2 separate regions of the Homo sapiens genome follow, and region 2 is linked to region 1. Evidence: chromatin loops called from intact Hi-C (ENCODE). Cell type or tissue: heart right ventricle. All regions are shown on one strand. Each heading gives the region's core, and the rest is flanking DNA. Links, peaks and the distances in the headings are about the cores only.

The links. A loop is a pair of places that touch in the nucleus more often than their neighbours do. Peaks named below come from ENCODE experiments on the same cell type or tissue, not always from the same donor. Only the 100,000 strongest peaks of a DNase experiment are listed, where the experiment ranks them.
Region 2: it touches region 1 in a loop (2.1-fold over the local background); 21 of 110 quality-filtered maps call a loop at or near these places.

What each region holds. Positions count from the first base shown.
Region 1 is chr7:44,561,058-44,569,540 of GRCh38, forward strand. DDX56 (DEAD-box helicase 56) reads right to left here. Exons shown (of 14, transcript NM_019082.4): 10 at 8,073-8,146; 11 at 7,846-7,935; 12 at 7,061-7,166; 13 at 5,391-5,467; 14 at 4,747-5,022. The coding sequence ends at 4,945. Among named protein-coding and RNA genes, the nearest start is that of DDX56, 8.6 kb to the right of the region's middle. RefSeq lists enhancers at 300-1,194, 4,607-5,106 and a silencer at 4,542-4,753. In heart right ventricle, for the core only: a CTCF peak has its summit at 4,636 (motif pointing left); a DNase peak (open chromatin) is centred at 4,584; H3K27ac peaks cover 1,346 bases.
Region 2 is chr7:44,379,389-44,387,871 of GRCh38, forward strand. NUDCD3 (NudC domain containing 3) reads right to left here. Exons shown (of 6, transcript NM_015332.4): 6 at 1-6,733. The coding sequence ends at 6,623. Among named protein-coding and RNA genes, the nearest start is that of CAMK2B, 58 kb to the left of the region's middle. In heart right ventricle, for the core only: no CTCF peak of the experiment used is centred there; DNase peaks (open chromatin) are centred at 2,343, 3,373, 4,353 and 5,843; H3K27ac peaks cover 2,371 bases.

The DNA of each region.
Region 1 (8,483 bases), core at 285-8,284:
GGCTGGCGCTCAGGAAGACTTCCTGGAGGAGGCCACGCGTGGGTCAGAGAGGTCTCACAACCTAGGGTTGCACATTTAGCAAATAAAAAGCAGGATGCCCAGCTATACTGGAATTTCAGAGAAACAGTGAATATCTGTTTTAGCATATGTCCCAAATATTGGACAGGACACGGTTATGCTGTAAAATTCCTCATTATTTGAAATTCCAATCTAGCTAGACATCTCCTACTTTACCTGGCCTCCCACGTCACCATGACTTTCGGATTAAGTGTTGGGCTCAGAGAAGGGATGTGACAGGGAAGTTTCATATCCAGGACTTGAACCTAGGTATCCCACCTCCAATTCCAGACTAGAGTCTGACAGACACAGCACCTCCCCTCTACCACTTAGCCAAGTGACATTGGGCTGGCTAGTTAATCTAAGCTTTTGCCAATCTGCAAAATAAATGTGTGTGGTGGATATTAAAGCCTTGCCTCTCAAATGTGGACTAGAGACCAGCACCTTTGGGCTCACCTGGGACGGAGGTGAGAACTCAAATGCAGAACCCCAGGCTGTGCCCTAGACGTATTCTCGTGGAAGTATGGAGACACGTCCCAGAAGGCAATGGTGGATTCAACAGGCATTGGGAGGTGCTAGCACAGAGCTGGGCTGCAACAGGCGTGCCAGGTGCCTGAGCCACTTCGGCCCCTACAGGAACCCTTGGAGGGGACATTTTACCCCCACTTACAGGTGAGAACCTAGAGAAGGCCAAGAAAAGTGACATGCCTTCCCTGTATGAGACCATACAGTCAGAAAGTGGCCATCATGGTCTGACCTGGCCACTGTGCCCACAGAGCACCTGGGACATTGAGGCGAGCCACAGCAGGATGCTGCGTGGTGGAGGCAACCCTTGGGGTGTTCGTCGGAAGACCCCCTTGATGTGCCTTGTTCTTTAGCCCACTGTTGCCACAGATACCCTCAGTGCATTCTACGCCAAACCTACTGCATCTCAGCAGGTTTGCGGATAGGCTGGAGGGATAACAAGACACTGGATGCATTGAGTTCTGAAAGCATTTCAGGATAAATAAACTAAATACTGTGCATTTGCCCAGTGTCATGCCTGGCACAGAGCAGGTCTGCTTGGCCAAGGCACCTTCCTCTCTGCAATGATGAACCACTCCTTCCCTTCCTTACCCTTGTAAACATGGCTGTGAGGAATGGAAGAGCAGCAACTCACAGCCTGTTCCACAAGGCAGGAGTCTTACATAATGATGTTCCTGGGGAAAAGGATGACAGCTGACGGGGCACCTTCCCTGCTCAAATTCAACTTTATCACCATTGCCTCTTGGGGCCCCGCCCCTGAAGTCCAAAGTCTCACAACTAATTCCCCCAAAGCTGAGTCATTCATCCTTAGCAGATGCAGGCAGAGAATCCGCTGGGCTGGGAATGCACCCTGAGCCTTTTGTGCTCCAGGTCCAGAGGTTTCTGGGCACACCACTGTCCTCCCATCTGCTATCACCAGCTATATCATCAGAATGCTGTTGGCCGGGTGTGGTGGCTCACGCCTGTAATCCCAGAACTTTGGGAGGCCGAGGCGGGTGGATTACCCGAGGTCAGGAGTTCATCCTGGCCAACATGGTGAAATCCCATCTCCACAAAGATACAAAAATTAGCCAGGCATGATGGTGGGTGCCTGTAATCCCAGCTACTCAGGAGGCTGAGGCGGGAGAATCGCTTGAACCCAGGAGGCGGAGGTTGTACTGGGCCGAGATGGCGCCACTGCACTCTAGCCTGGGTGACAGAACAAGACTCCATCTCAAAAAAAAAAAAAAAAAAAAGAAAGAAAAAAAAAAAGAATGCCCTTGTTTTCAAAAACCCTCCATCTTCTGTATCCTTTGAATTTTTAATATGTGACTATTACATTTTTTTAAAAAATCAAATTTTCAGCCCCCATTGCATATTTTGGTAACAACCCTCTGGTCTTTTCACCCTCAAATGTGCAGGGATCCCTCCCACCCCAGGGAATTTGCACATGCTGTCTCCCCTGCTAGGATTGCTGTTCCCTCCCACCCTTCCCATCTCAGCATAAACCTCACTTTCTCAAGGAAGGCAGCATTCTCTCCAACTGGGTGAGGGCCCCTTATAGCCCTCCAGTACCCTGAACTCCCAACATGACTATTGAGCAGTCTGCATTGGCTGACCATCTCTGCTCCTTGCCTCATAGACTGTGCCTTGTCCATCTGATTCCAGACCATAGCACAGTCCACACAGCCAGGCACCCATTCAGGTATACATGTGGGCAAAACTGTGCCAGCCCAGAGTGGAGAGGCCACTGCATTCTCCTGACCTTCCTGCTTCAGCCCAGGGCGTCACCAGCCTGAAAACCATCCAAGCTTCTCTGCTGTTTAGTGAAGCCTTAGGCTTCCACGCAGCATGTGCCACACCTCCTTCCTCCCTTCCAGGCCCACATGCCCTCTGTGCTGTTTGGCCCTGGACAGCCCTAGGTTCATTTGCCCATAGCACACATACCCTCATCCAAGGCCTGCCCCAGTCCTGATTTGCACATTTGTGCAAAGGGCACAGGCTTTGGCCAGACTAAGTCCAAGAGGCCAACCCTGAGTGCCTGTTTGTTCACACGTAAATGGGCACATGGTACCTGCCTCCCAGGTGGGGTGTTGAACGAGCCATTTATACTTACTTTCTCTCTGTAGTCTCAGGACACGAAGATGGACCTTCCTGTTCTTTATTTTTTAAAGATAGAGTCTCACGGCCAGGCATGGTGGCTCACGCCTGTAATCCCAGCACTTTGGGAGGCCGAGGTGGGTGGATCACCTGAGGTCAGAAGTTCAAGACCAGCCTGACCAACATGGTGAAACTCTGTCTCTACTAAAAATATAAAAAACTTAGCCAGGCGTGGTGGCGGCCACCTGTAATCCCAGCTACTCAGGAGGTTGAGGCGGGAAGAATTGCTTGAACCCAGGAGGCAGAGGTTGCAGTGAGCTGAGATTGCACCACCACACTCCAGCCTGGGCAACAAAGTGAGACTCTGTCTCAAAAAAAAAGAGAGAGAGTGTCTCAGTATGTTGCCCAGGATGGAGTGCAGTTGCGTGATCATACAGCCTCGAACTTCTGGGCTCAAGCAATCCTCCCATTCTTTCCAATGCCCTGGCCCCAGAGCGCCCACATGGTGCCTAACCCCACAGCAAAAGCCCCCGTGGTACCAGCTACTCCACCAGGGTGGACAGGCCAGAACCCAAATCTTGCAAAGAACCTCATTCACCAGGCAACTTCTAAGCCTCATCTTCCCCACCTAAAACATAGAAATAGCTTCCCCCAGGGATGCCGTTAGGAGGAAGGAATGTACACTTTGAACAAACAGCCTCCATATCTTTACCCAAGCTCCTCTGCTCCGGGCCCAGACCCTGCTATCCCCAGGCACGAATACAGCATAAGGCTGGCTCCATGTTCCTCTACCCCACCCCCCAAAGAAGGAAATCACTGGGGAAACCAATCTCCTCTCCATCAGGGTGGCTCTGGGATACAAGCTCTTGGTAGGGTGTGCTTGGAAGTGACAGGGTCAGAGAGATAAACATAGTGGAGACAGACTGTGCATCACTTTAGAACACAGCTTGGCTAAAACATCCAGAGCACTCACTGTCCCCAGGACCAGCCTCAGCACTCCATGAAGCCAGGTGGGAAGGCCAACCTAGGGCAAGGACCAGGCCTCAGCACTGCAGGCACTCTCTGCCCTGTCTTGTCTTCCAAGAGGTGGCAGCGATGCCCACTGATAGGGTCTGTGCAGTTGACAGATGTCTCCCAGCAGATGCTCAAATGGTTGCTCTTTATCTCCAGTTCCATTAACTCTTTGTCCTTCTGAATACTGCTAACCACCAAACTGCAAGAATATCGTCTGCAGCTCCTTAGCAGCTCTAGTTCACACCTGCCCAGAAAGTACCACTGTCCTGCCCCCATCATACACACTGGCTTCGTGGAAATCCTTGGGTGTTAACAGAAGAGGAGCAGGGATCATGGAGGCCCCAAATCTCGGGTCCTGCTAGCTTCAGTCCTACCATGACCAAAGACACAGACTCCTTCGTCTCTGTATAAGCTTTTGCCGAGAAAAAACTTGGTTCTTTCTAAAATACTCAGGCACTCTCCTAGTTTCTCCCCACTCTCCTGCTGCCCCAACCTCCTCATGCCCCCAGCATGGCCTTGTGACGCCTGGTAAGCAGGTGACATGCAATCTAGGACCCCAAGCCAGCAGAGAAGCCCAGCCTTCAGGCTGAGAAGGCAGCTGGAGAGCTCAGGCCAGGGCATAAGGGACAGTACACATGTGTGTATGTCACACCACCGCTTATGCACATAACACACAGACACAGCTCACACATCAACAGTTGTTCAGAAAGGGACCAGCAGATAGCTGCCCCGGCTCCTCTAAGGAAGAGCAGGCAGCTTCCCCCCGAATCTACATGTGCGTGTGCTCGGGGAGAGGAAGGCTGGCGGTCAGGAAGGCCCATCTCCCAGCCTGATCCCAGGCAGCAGGGCTGCAGGAGCTGGGCAGGAAGGCTCTGGGCCGGCCATAGCCACCTGCCAGCAAGGGCAGGCTTCTCTTCTCATGGCTGGGGCAGCTCGGCACAGCTGACCTCTGCTGGCCAAGTGAAGCACTGCATGCAGCCACAGAGCCAGGCACAGCTGTCTTCCGAAGTTTCCCGACTCCTGATGTTTTGGGGATTCAAATAGTCCTTTTCATATGCTGGAGGCACAAACTGGGGCAGCTAAAATTTTTATTCTGTTGTCAAGGGGCAAGATGCCAGCTTGGAAGTGCCAAGGAGCTAAAGGGCCCAGCACTGCCGGCCCCAGAACTGTCTGTTCAGGCTGTGCAGTAAGCACCAGAGCCTCGCCTGTCCACGAAGGGTGTAAGCCTGTGCTCCACAATGTGCTCAGCTCCAGAGAGGCCCAACAACCTCAGGAGGGCTTGGCTGTGGGTCTGAATTTCTTTCCTTTGTGCTTGAAGCTGCGCAGTGGGTTCTGGGACTTTGCTCTCTAAGGAGGCAAAGTCACAGGTTAGTTGGGGGAATCAGGCCGACAGACAATCCACCCACCCACCCACCCAACTGAGAAAGACACAAAGGGAGCCGTGCCGGCAACTGGCCAACACGACCAGAAGGTGCTGCAGATAAGGAAATGGGGAAAGGCAGCTGGGGAAAGAAAAGCAGGGCCTGCAGGCGGCTGCAAAAGTACCCCTATCCCACACCAGATTTTTGGGGCCCGGTTCTAGGGTGCCCCCTCTTCCCCTCCCTAGGGCACCCTCTCTTCCCCTCCCTAGGGCAAGGCGCCTCCACATTCTGGTGATGACAAAAGAGCAGGTTGGGAGGAGTCCTGGGGCTGTCCGCAGTCCCCAGGAGCCGTACCTTGGCCTTCCTACAAGAGGAAGACAGCTTCTTCCGCTTCTTGTGAGGGCGCACCAGGCCACGGAGAGCAGGAGGAACTGGAAGAGATGCTTGCCTGAGCAGTGGGCTCACCGCTACTGCTCCCATCCCTGCCCTCCCGCTGATTCTGCAGCAAATTCTCCAATTCTGACCCAACTGGCAGCCTATGACATACATCTATTCACTACCACATCTGCACAGGGCCAGGAGAATGTGAGCACCTTAGACTTCCACTATTTAAATCACTCTCCTATATTGTTTAGATTTGTTACAACAAACATGTAACAAGAAAGAAAAAGACAGACATCCTTAAAGAAAGAAAATGCAGCTGAAATAAAAGTCAACAGGTAGTTTCTTCACCTGTGGCCCATTACTACCGATACAGGGGGCCCCGCATCCCAGCTGCACCTGATCTTGGCTCTATCTTCACCTCGCCCACCCCATGGACTCCCCCAGGCCAACCACACCTGGGCCCTCCCCTTCAAATGTCAAACATCCCACATCCTGACACCTTTCCACCTTCTCCTGGCCCTTCTAAACCTCCTGGCCACACCTTGGCAAATGACTCCGCTATACGAGCAGACTGGGTTCCTGAGGCCAAAGTTCTAGCCTTACCTTCTCCCTCCCTACCCACCCTCCCAACTCCCCTCCTCACATCTCAGGCCAGGACCTGGACTGGGGTCTCCTCCAGCTCACTGTCCCATGGGAACCCGGCCCCCACCGCTCTCTCTGGCATTTTCATGTTCCCATCTCTTCTGGATCCTTCCTTTCCCAGTGCCCAGGCTTTTCCTGCCCTGGAACATTCCATCTCCACCCTTTGTCACCTCCATAGCAGCAACACCACACCCGCTGGGTGGCTGCAGGTCCAGGCTGAGCAGACCCTGTGGCATTGGGAAGGGTCCTGCACTTGCTGCCCACAGCCTCCTCTCCACCACTCTCCTCCTTCAATCCATTTTAGGCATAAAAGTCACACATACTCATTACCAAAAACACCTCCTATGAGACACTGAAAGAAGTCATTACCCAGAGCCTGCCAAAGATGAGGAGAGGTGCCCAGTATTAATGGCCACATAAAGCTCTAGCCTGGGCTGCACTACAGAAACCAATCCCAGGGTCCTGACCTCATGCCTGCCAACCCCTGCATCCCTCGCACCACCACTGGCTCTTCTCTTGCTACCTTGTCGGTTTAGGCCTTACAGAGTCTGTCTCCCTGCTGACTGTTCTTACCCAGAGACTCCACAGATGCCTCTTCAGCAGCTGCTAATCTTGAGTCTTTTGCAGCACAGGTGGCTCTCTCTGCCTCCTGCCCGTGACTCTCTCCCAAACCTGTTCACTCCCTTCGACCCATGGATGGCCATTTGGCCCAGCTCTGGAGACGACCTGGCCTGAAATGCTGGGTCTGCCACCCACCCTGCACTACCTCAATTTCCTCATCTCTAAAATGGAGACAGCAACAGCTAACCCGTGGGACCAAGCAAACAAGTTTAGAAACACAGGGGTGTGCCTGTTTACATGCCCGCGTGCTGCCAGGGTCTCCAGGTTCTATTCTGCCTGAGCATCCCCAGCACCAAGCACAGGGGCTGACCCAGCAGTGGAGAAATTAATGCCACTTCCCCAGCCTGCTGCCTCCTGCCCTGTCAGGCCACACTCACCCAGGTAGTCAGGAACATGGCCCAGGTGGGGCTTCACCACTGCGGGGTGCAAAGGTAGGTCATGCCGCAGCAGCTGGAGGTCCCTAGGGTTGTCTTCAAAGTATGTCTGCCGGGGGAAGAGGGAGAGCCACAGAGTGAGCATCTTTCTTCTGTGACTTCACAGACCTAGCTTTTCAAAGGATAACACACTCATGTGTTTCAAAAGGCATGAGGCAGCTGCTTCTGTGCATTTCTCAGAACCTCCCGGGAGTGGATGTTTCCATTTTCCCTTCTCCATGACACACATGGCAGTACCCTGTACCCCTTTTTGCTGGGCATCATCTTACAGACTGTTCCATATGGACACGCAACCAACCTCATTCCTTCCCATGTAACCTTCGGCTCTGAATGCACCTGAGTTTACCTAGCAAGCCCCCTATGGTGGCCCCAGGCTGTTTCCATCTTTTGGTTCCATGATAATGCCATGGATGGATGAATGCAGGCACATGCTTGACTGTGCACATTCACAAGCGTGACCAGGATTAAGTTCCAGAAGTGGAATTTCGGATGAAAGGACACATGAGCTCGTAATTCTGCTGGACAGTGTCCACCATAAGGTTGTGCCAATTTACCACCAAGCAGAACAGACTGGCTTCCTTCCATGATTCTGGGTCCATTTCCTCCCCTTCCGTGCCAAAGGCCAGAAAACTGCCCAGTTCTCTGCTTCTCACCACTCGGAGCTCAGCCAGTCTCCAAAAAGGGCAGCCGTCTAAGATCTATCCCCTTCTCACCTCCCATCCACTCACCTTAAGCTTCTCAGAATGCAGAAGCTCTTCCTTGATCTCCTTCAATCTTGCCTCCCGAATGGCCTGCTTAGTCACTGAGCGCATGGCATCCTGGGGGTGGACACTGAAGGTCAAGACAGTGAGGCTGCCCCAAATCCTCCCTTCACACCTGGATGCTCAGCAAGACGGTGCAATCCCTGGGCCACAGCCCCTCCCCTCTCATTCCCCTCCCCACCACAGCAGCTCACCCTGCAGCGATAGCGGAAGCCCTCGATCTCCTCCATCCGGAACTGGTAGGGGAGCAGAATGGGGCCCCTGTTCTCTGTGGAGAAGAAAGCAGCGAGGGTCCCACAGGCTGAGGCCTTAGGATAGGGTCTTCATTGGAGGCCTCCTGCACCTCCCCCTTGGGGGAAAGCAGCAGGGGACCCACCGCCTTCCTGGGATGCCGAACATGCAGGTTAGCTGCACCTGGGCCTCTTACAGTGATGACCCATCTGTCCCCGTGTGTGGATGGGGGTGGCCTGTGTGGCCCCAAGCCCAAGAACCCGTCACCCACTCTCTTCTCCTCTCCCAAGGAGTACCCCATGGTATTCCTTGGGAGTCAAGGTACCCCCATGACGACGGCCACAGAGAGCAGTCCAGGACCACCCAGCACCCTG
Region 2 (8,483 bases), core at 193-8,192, 180 kb before region 1:
GGGGGAACAGGGGACAGGGGTGGTCACAGGAGTCCTAGCTGCTCTGAAGTCGTGAGTGGGGACAGCAGAGCCTGTTCAGGAGGCTGCTGACTGTCCAGGGCTTTGCTGAGTGCCTGGCTCTGCCAATGGGAGGTTACCAGCAGGAGAGCCTGGAGTGTCGAGGAGTCACCACGGCCCTGCACTCAGTTAATGCTCTACTGTTGCTGTCTGGATATCACTTGACTTTTGGGTGTGGTTGGTGTTGCTTTAAGTTTCTGGGGATAGCAAAAGCTTAAGAAGTGACTCTTGCCATCACATGGCTGACCACCTCTGGTGAGAACACTGGAGAATAGTTTAGGGGTGCCCGAGTTTCCCCCACTGCATAGAGCCTGGTGCCAGGGAAGACAGGCTGGACCTGGCTGTGGCCCCTTGAATGGTGGCAGGGAGACCACAGCACATCGCAGGGCCCTGAGGATGACGTGTATTTGAGGGGGCAGGGTTCTCCAGTAGCAGGTGTTGCACAGTGGGGAATGGTGGGTGCAGAGCTGGGTTAGTTTTAGCAGAGGTGTGAAGGTGATTCCTCTCTGAGCTGGAGGTGGAAGCAAATGGGAAAACGGTCTGGCATAAACAGACAAGCCCCGGGGAGGCAGACAGCGTCCACCACTACCAGGTCCACCTGCTTTAGGTATACCTTCCTACCAGGACATGAGAGCCCACAGTGGCTGGGGTCTTGTCATCAGGCACCCTGAATGCTTTCAGGTGGATGGTTTGGATCTCTCCTCACCTGGCTGGTCAGGCCAGGGAGGACAAGCTGTGGACCTAACAGGTGACCACTGTCCAGACAAGGCCTATTCTACCTCCTTGCCTGGCTGTCCCCTCCTTAGGCCTGTTGCCCCTTCCTCTCTAGACCCTCTGCCTGCCAGGTGTGTAAGCCTTTCTGCCTGGACAGCCTCATTGAGACAGCCCTAGACTAACAGTCACCCATATTGAGCCCAAGCCCACCCTGCATGATGCCAAGCTTAGAAATGTCACCCTGGAGTCACAAAATCCCTTCTTTGCATTACCAAAAGAGGTGGTCACTCAGGGGTGCTGGAATCTTCCCCACCTTAAGGCTTAGCTCCAGTCTGTAGCCCATTCCCTGACAGGTACCTGGGTTTCCCAGCCTTTGATGACCCCAAACGCTGTCTCTTCCCTAAGGGTCACTGCCTTGGGATTTGCCTGCAGGCTAGGCACACCTGGTAAATGAGGTCTCCACACACTGGGTCATTAGTACCCACAAGCAATCACTGTTGAGTTCATGAACTCTCAGGCTGGAGCTCAGCAGTCCCACTAGGGACCACCACTGGGGTCACAAGATGGCCTTGATCCCCAGTTATCTGGATCCCCAGTTCCCTGAACCAGAGCAGCTTCCTAAACTCCCTAGTCCAGCAGAGGTTAGGGCTCGCTTTCCCTGCTAGAGGGGCCTCCTCCAAACCCCACAGTGCCCCAACAACACTTCCTGTCCTCTGGTAGACCCTTACCTGCCTGTGTCTTGCACAAAGTGCACACTGGGAGGCAAGAGCCTGTCTCTGCAGTAAGAAGGGCTTGGGGCAGTGCTCCGCTGGCAGGCAGACAAGGCAGGCAGGGCCCCAGCCCAATGCCTGAGTCAGCAGGCTCCTAACAGCCTGAGTGACCTCCTCATAGCATGGGGTCAGTGCAGCGGCAATGTCTGGGTTGTTGAGGGTTTTGATGGGTGATCAATGCTGGAGGATCCTCCCTCTGCCTTCCCCATCCAACACAGATCATCTCCAATGTGCCAGACCTGTGCTGGGCAACAAGGTTGGCTGAGATGGCCTGAGACAGGGTCCCTTGATGAACAGTCCACTGGGAATGGGGCCTGCAGTGGCCCTGGATGATTTCAGTATCTGCCACTCACCTTGGTCATGATGCCACAGAGAGTGTGGCATGGCCAGGACTGTACCTGGGGCAGATGGTCTTGCTCTTTGGTTCTGGGGAGGAGCGCAAAGTGACTGGGCTCAGGTGAAGGAGCTGTTGGCTTATGAGGAGGCTGCTCCAAGAAGCAAATAGGAGACAAGGAACCACTGGCCTGCAGATGGGGCAGGATCCTGGACCTGGGCCCCCCGAGTCACCAGCCACATGGCCTTGGGAGTGTTACTTACTCCTGTGATTGTAGCACAATGAGGGGTTAGACTACAAAGTCCCTCAGGCCCTGACCAGCTCTGGGGAAGAAGGCCTAGGACTGAGAGAGGCAGCAGGGAGGCTGGCCAGGGTCACCTCCCAGGTCCAGGCAGCTTTCCTGCAAGTGTTTCCTAAGCTGTCCTTCTCCAGGGAGAATAGCCTCAGCCCTGCCTGACAGGAGGCGGCATACACCTGAGCGCCTGACAGTACCCTCGTGAACCTGCCTGAGGGTGGCCACATTCCCACACCCCATGTGTGCCTATCTCCATCAGCACTGAGAAGACAGCAAACGCCAGCTTGCCAGGGGTTTACCCAGAAAGCCCAGCGCATACCCCCAGAGTGTTCTGGCAGACCTGTGCCAGCTGGGTTCAGTGACAGTTCATCCTGCCATGGGCTCTGGTCTCCCCATCACCCTCTGAGGGGGAAGCAGGAAGTTGTGAGGGGTAGCCGGGCCTGACCTCTCTTCCCTGGCACGATGCTGTCTCCCTGTGCAAAGTGGGGACTTCAGGCATTTGGTGTGGAGGAATGGGTGGTGGGATTGAAAACCCCTACCAGACCCCTGTCACACCAAGGAGCCCAGCGATGGGGGGGTTTCTTCCCTCCCTCTGAGGTAAGACCAATCTGTTAAACTTTCAGTACTAAAAAATAAAACCGAGTGGGAGGAAGGTGAGGACTGAAAAACTACATATCAGGTATCATGCTGATTACCTGGGTGACAAAATTATCTGTACACCAAACCCCTATGATCCAATTTACCCATGTAACAACCCTTGAACCTAAAGTTGGAAAGAAAAAAAAAGGTAAAATTAACAAATCCATATTAGTGTGAGCTGGGTGAGTAGTTTAGTCTGAAATGACAGAATATTCATTTTTCGTCTCTCTGAGATAGTGACCACACTGTCCTCACCAGGACTGGCAGGGGAAGCCCCAGGGCTTTGTGACCCTGTCCCTATGGGGCACCCTGGCGTCCAGTGGGCACTCCCCAGGGCAGCAGCCTGGTTTAAATGCCTGTTCCCCAGACCCCACAGTCAGACGGTAGAGAGGAGCCTCAGGGACATAGCCCAGTTCTTCAGGACCGTGGGCCACATGGGCTGCTTGACCTCTGACCACCAAGGAGGGAGTTTCTCAAGGACTGGCCAGGTTCTGTGCTGACAACTTCGTGCTTTTCATCGACAAAGCGAGTCATGCTGTCCCTTCCCCAGCTGAGCTGGCTGCCAACAGGCCCAGTGGAGAGCAGATTTGAGGTGGGGGTGAGGTCTGTTCCCCAAGCGCAGTGTTCTGGGCAGTGAGTTCTCTGTGCAGCAGCTGACGCCTCTTGGACACATTTCCACACAAAACACTTCTCAACTGTTCTCCCTCCTGCACTCTTCAGGGGCAAATACGCCTCTCCTTTCTGGCGGGTTATTTCTGGCCCTGGGAGTATGCTAGGCAATTCTAAGGATTGCCTTTGAAACAGTCTTTATTCAGCCAAGTACTTCTCACACCCCTAGGTCCTGTCCCCAGGGGTGAGCAGGGTCAGAGGAGGCTGGAGATGGGGTGGGCACAGAGAAGGAGAGTCAAAGATCTGACTGAGGAAGAAGCAGGTGGCCAGCCACCTGGGAGACTTCTGTGTCAGACACGGCGTTATGTCCTGGAGGAAGCCCATTGCGAGGGCTCAGCAAAGTTAACAGCAGGTATGCACCTGGAGACCAAGGAGGGCCTTGGAGCCTGGTGGGCAAAGGTGGCCCTTCAGTGGAATCATTCCCAACTCTGCACTCACCCTAAGCTTTCCAGTAACTACAGAATTCCAGAACCTGTTTGAAAGGATGTAAGATCTATAGCTACATTCTTTTTCTCCCCACTGGTCAAAATCTTACAGGATTTCTAAAGCTGTATTGAGATCTTGCCCAGTGCATTCAGACCAGATGGGAAACAACCCCTAAGAATTCCCCATGCTGGTGTTTGCTGTGTACGTTGGCCTGGGACCTCAAGGCTAGAATGCAACAATAATGACCATGCACAGACAGAACTGTCTCAGCAGCAAATGTCACACGCAGACCCAGAACTGCTTAAATACCAATTTATTGCAAACCAACACCAAGGAGCTGGAATAGCTTTGCAGGCTGGACACCTCACTCTCCTCGGGCCCTGGACAAGGGAAATGAGTCACCCCGCTTTCCTCGGACCTCAGCTGGTGGGACTTAGTGGCTGGCCAAACTGCGGCTGTTGTGTCTAAAAAGAGAAAACAGGCAGGGTGTGCCAGCTCTGGAGACTGGGCCAGTCCAGGGTGGTGGCTCAGGGCAGAGAATCACCCACCAGACAGCGTGGCTCAACGGGAGCAAGGCGCGCAGGGACAGGCTCCACAACCACACCAAGCACCGCAGTGTGGCACCGGGACCAGATGCAAGTGGCTGTTCCTGCCATGGGGCCAATACCCAATACTATCCCTCAGTCATTCTTCCTAGATATTGGTTTGCTGTTTATTAAAGCAGGGCAGGGAGTGGGGAGAAATGCAACACAGAATATAAAATCAGGCAAAACAAACACTAGTCACCATGGAAGTGAATGACTCTCAAAGTCTCCCAAATAACAAGGTGTAGGGCATCTCACACCACTGCATCACTTCTGGAAGACTACCCACAGGGTGGGGGCTGCAATGGGGGCCAACTCGGGAACTATAGAGAAGAGAGGAGACACACACCACAAGACCTCCTTTCATTAGGCAGGAAAGCTCTTGTGGGACAGTGGTGTGCAAATCCTAGGACCTCAATGGGAAGAACTCCAGGAAAAAAAATGACAAGTCTTTCTCAGGACCCCTCATAGATGACAAGAATTCTGCTCCCCAGGGTCGAGATCTCTTTAGAGGGGCTTCACCAGCTCAGTGGCAAATATCAGACAACAAGACTCTCACATTCCAAAGGGGGTATCTAGGGCCTTTTGCTCTCCTGTGATGATCGGAGCAACATGTTTGGACCCACAGAAGACTTCCCAGGAATGCTTTCTTACAAGGGGTGTCAGCCACCACTGTAAACCAGAAACAAACCACAAACTTACTCTCCAAGAGAGCCCCCACAACCCAAGTATCCATAGAGAGTGTGCAGGAGCGGGGACCTTCCCCTGACAATAGGCCCTCTTAGCATCTGCGGGCCTTGATTCTTGCTGGCCGTGCATGGTGCCAGGGTGCACTGCCCTGCTGTGTGGCTTATCCATGCTCTGAGCTTGACAGACAGGCAAATGGACAGTGCCGGTGGCAGCTGAACCATACTCCCGGCGATGGGCACCCAGAGCCCCTGTGAGTACTTGGAACACAGGCCTGAGGACCTGTCTCATAATCTCGTCTTTGCACCTTGGCTGGAGTCAGTCAGCAGCCATGGCTCAGGGCATAGGCTTGGGGGTCCTGAGGCAGTGACCAGTCCCTGGAGAACAGGTAAGATTGGGCCATAAGTTCCAAGGAGCACAGTCTGGCACCTGGCACAGAGGATGGGAAGAGGGGAGTCTTCACTCTCTTCTGGTTCAGTTGTGGTGGGACAGTGTGCCTTCACGCCCCATGCAGAAATTCCTCCTCTCCCAGAAGCCCTTCAAGGTCAAAGCTTCTCAGGACTTGTGGCTGTCGAGCTCTGCTGAGCTGATGGACATGCTGTGGTCTCCTCCTGAGGGCACCAGCTCTCCACTCCTGCCCACACTTTGACACCGTGCACCCAAAGAGGACGTCTTATGGGGAGCCAAGCACAGCATGCCATGCGTGGTGGCCGGGCTTGGTTCACTTCAACAAGAACCAAAGCAAGGTCGCCACAGTCAGAGAACAGAATCCCCGCTGCATCTGGACCTGAGCCCAGAACCTAGGCTTTCTCCGAACAACTAGAACGTGCAAACAGGGCTCCAGTCTCCACTGCTCTGACCATGAGGCTGAGGCAGGCAAAGCACATTTATAAGGGGATGAGCAAGAAGACCACGTGAATGCTCTCAAAAGAGGTCAAGGGGCAAGGAGTTTCCCAGAGCAGCCTCAGGCACAGCCATTCCTTGCTTGCCCTCATGCAAGCACAGAGCTTCACACACTTCAATGACTTCAGCTTCGCCTGAGAGTCCAGCAACAACTCCACATCCCAACCAGAAGACATGCAAGCAGAATAGCGTCAAAACAACAGCAAGCAGAGAGCAGGGGAGGAAAGACATGCTGCCTGCAGTGGCTGGTTGCTGTGGAGACAAAAGCATGTGATCCCAATTTGCTGGGATATCCTCTCCTGCATTTCAAACACCTTCACTCAGTGTCAGCCACAGCGGCCACCACATAGCAGCTGGCCCCGCACCTTCTCTGGAACAGTCTGGAGATGCAAGGTCAGGGTGGAAGGCCTGGTTCACCCTTGAAAGAAAGGATGGCTAGGGGTAAACAAGACGAGCAAGTCCCTGGAATGCAGGGAGCCAAGAAGGGCAGCCGAGGATAAGGCTCTGCCTCCCCACCGGCGAGGGTTTCCTTTCCTTCTGGTCATTAAAACTGCACAGCCCCCGGGGAGATGTTGAACATGGCAGGGTCGAATCGCTGGCCTCGGAAGGGAGAACCTTCAGCATCCCACCCCTTCTTCAGCATCTCATGGACTTTCTACAAACAGAAAATAGAGAGATTAAAGGGGATCACAACGCACTGTGTACTTTCTCCCAGAGCAGACTCTGACTGCAGGTAGAGAGCCTTCTTGCTTCCTCAGGGCTCAGGCACTTGCCTGGCAAGACCGGCTGGCCAGAGAACTGTACTACCCTGGAGCAGCCTTCGACCAAGGGAGGTACTGGGTGCCTGCCAATTTCTCTCCAAGACTGCTCCACAGACTGAATTTCTAACCCTCCATCTTCTGTCCCCAGCAAGCACTGGCTCCTCTTTATGGTTCATCTTGTCCCTTTTCCACCAGGATCTCTGTCCAAATTCCAAACACCCTGCAACATCTATGGTCCCACCAGGCACTGACTAAGGCATTAAGAGGGAGTGTCCCAGCCCACCAGGGTTGTAGAGAAGGTGCGTAGAGAAAGTGCTCAAGCCCCACCTGAGTCATGACTAAGGTGTGCAGAGGAGATACCCTAGCACCCCAGTTATCAGCATCAAGAACTATATCATCAGACAATCCAGGGTTGACCCAGGATGTGGCACGGAGGAAGAAACCTCAGAATGTCCAGTGGTAGACCCGTCAGTCAGGAATTCCCCACTGCATCCTTGCAGATGCAGTCAGAGCTGGTTGACTAAGCCCTCGCCAACGTGTGGCCATTCTGGAACTATCTAGCCTCCAAGGATCAGAAGCAAGGCTCAGTGTGTGGCCATGGCAGGGGACATCAGGGAGATTGGACCCTGAGGGAAGCATCTGTACCTGGGCTGGCAGGCCCTCTTCTCCTCAAAGGGACTCTATATCTGCCCTCCTCACCTGGCCACCATGAGTACACTGAGGGCTAGGGATGATCTCTCCTTCCTTCTAACCTTCTGACCACAAGAGACAAAAGAGACTATGTAGGGCCAGTAGTTATTCTACCAATATGATCCACAGTCCCTGTTGCACAAAACCCTGTAGCATAGGCCCAGAAAACGAGGCTGTGGGATTCTCAGCACCAGGGCTTCTCCTTAAATAAAACATAATCTTCCTAACAAGAGGGTTTTCTTTTTCCTGTTTTTATTTTTTACAGATAGGGTCTCACTCTGTTTCCAAGGCTACAGTGCAGTGTGTGGTCATAGCTCAGTGCAGCTTCAAACTCCTGGGCTCAAGCGATCCTCCCACCTCAGCCTCCTGAGTACTTAAAACTATGGGTGCAGTCCACCATACCCAGCTTCATTTTCTTTTTTTAAGACCTAAGTGATGCAACAACAAGCATATCAAAGACAGATACTATATACTAGGGATTAATTGACATTACTATCAATTTCTTACAGGCAACTCACATCAGAGACTTTGGAAAGACCATTTTGAGAACAAGTGCTGCAGCTCACATGGAGTGGCTGTGGGTGCAGAGAAGACTACATGAAGCCCCTCTGCACAGCCTCAACAAAACACAAGAATGGATGACTTCAGCAGGCAGCTGCATGAAGCCTCTGAACCTTTCAACAGAACCCCAGCCAGCTGTAGGGCAAATGACACCTGTGGAGCCCTGCAGCCACCACAGTCTTACCCTGGGAACCCGGGTTGCTGCATGGGGGCCCGATGTAGGATGCCCAGAGTGCAAAGGGCAGATTAGTAGACTTGATCTTACAACAGAGGGATCCTAGGGTGCCAAGATCAGCACTCAGACCTTTCCTGAGGCAAAAGTGGAGAGCAGGCATTCCTGTGTGTCACCAAATTCACTCTTATGACCAGAGACCATGCTAATGCTATCTGCCT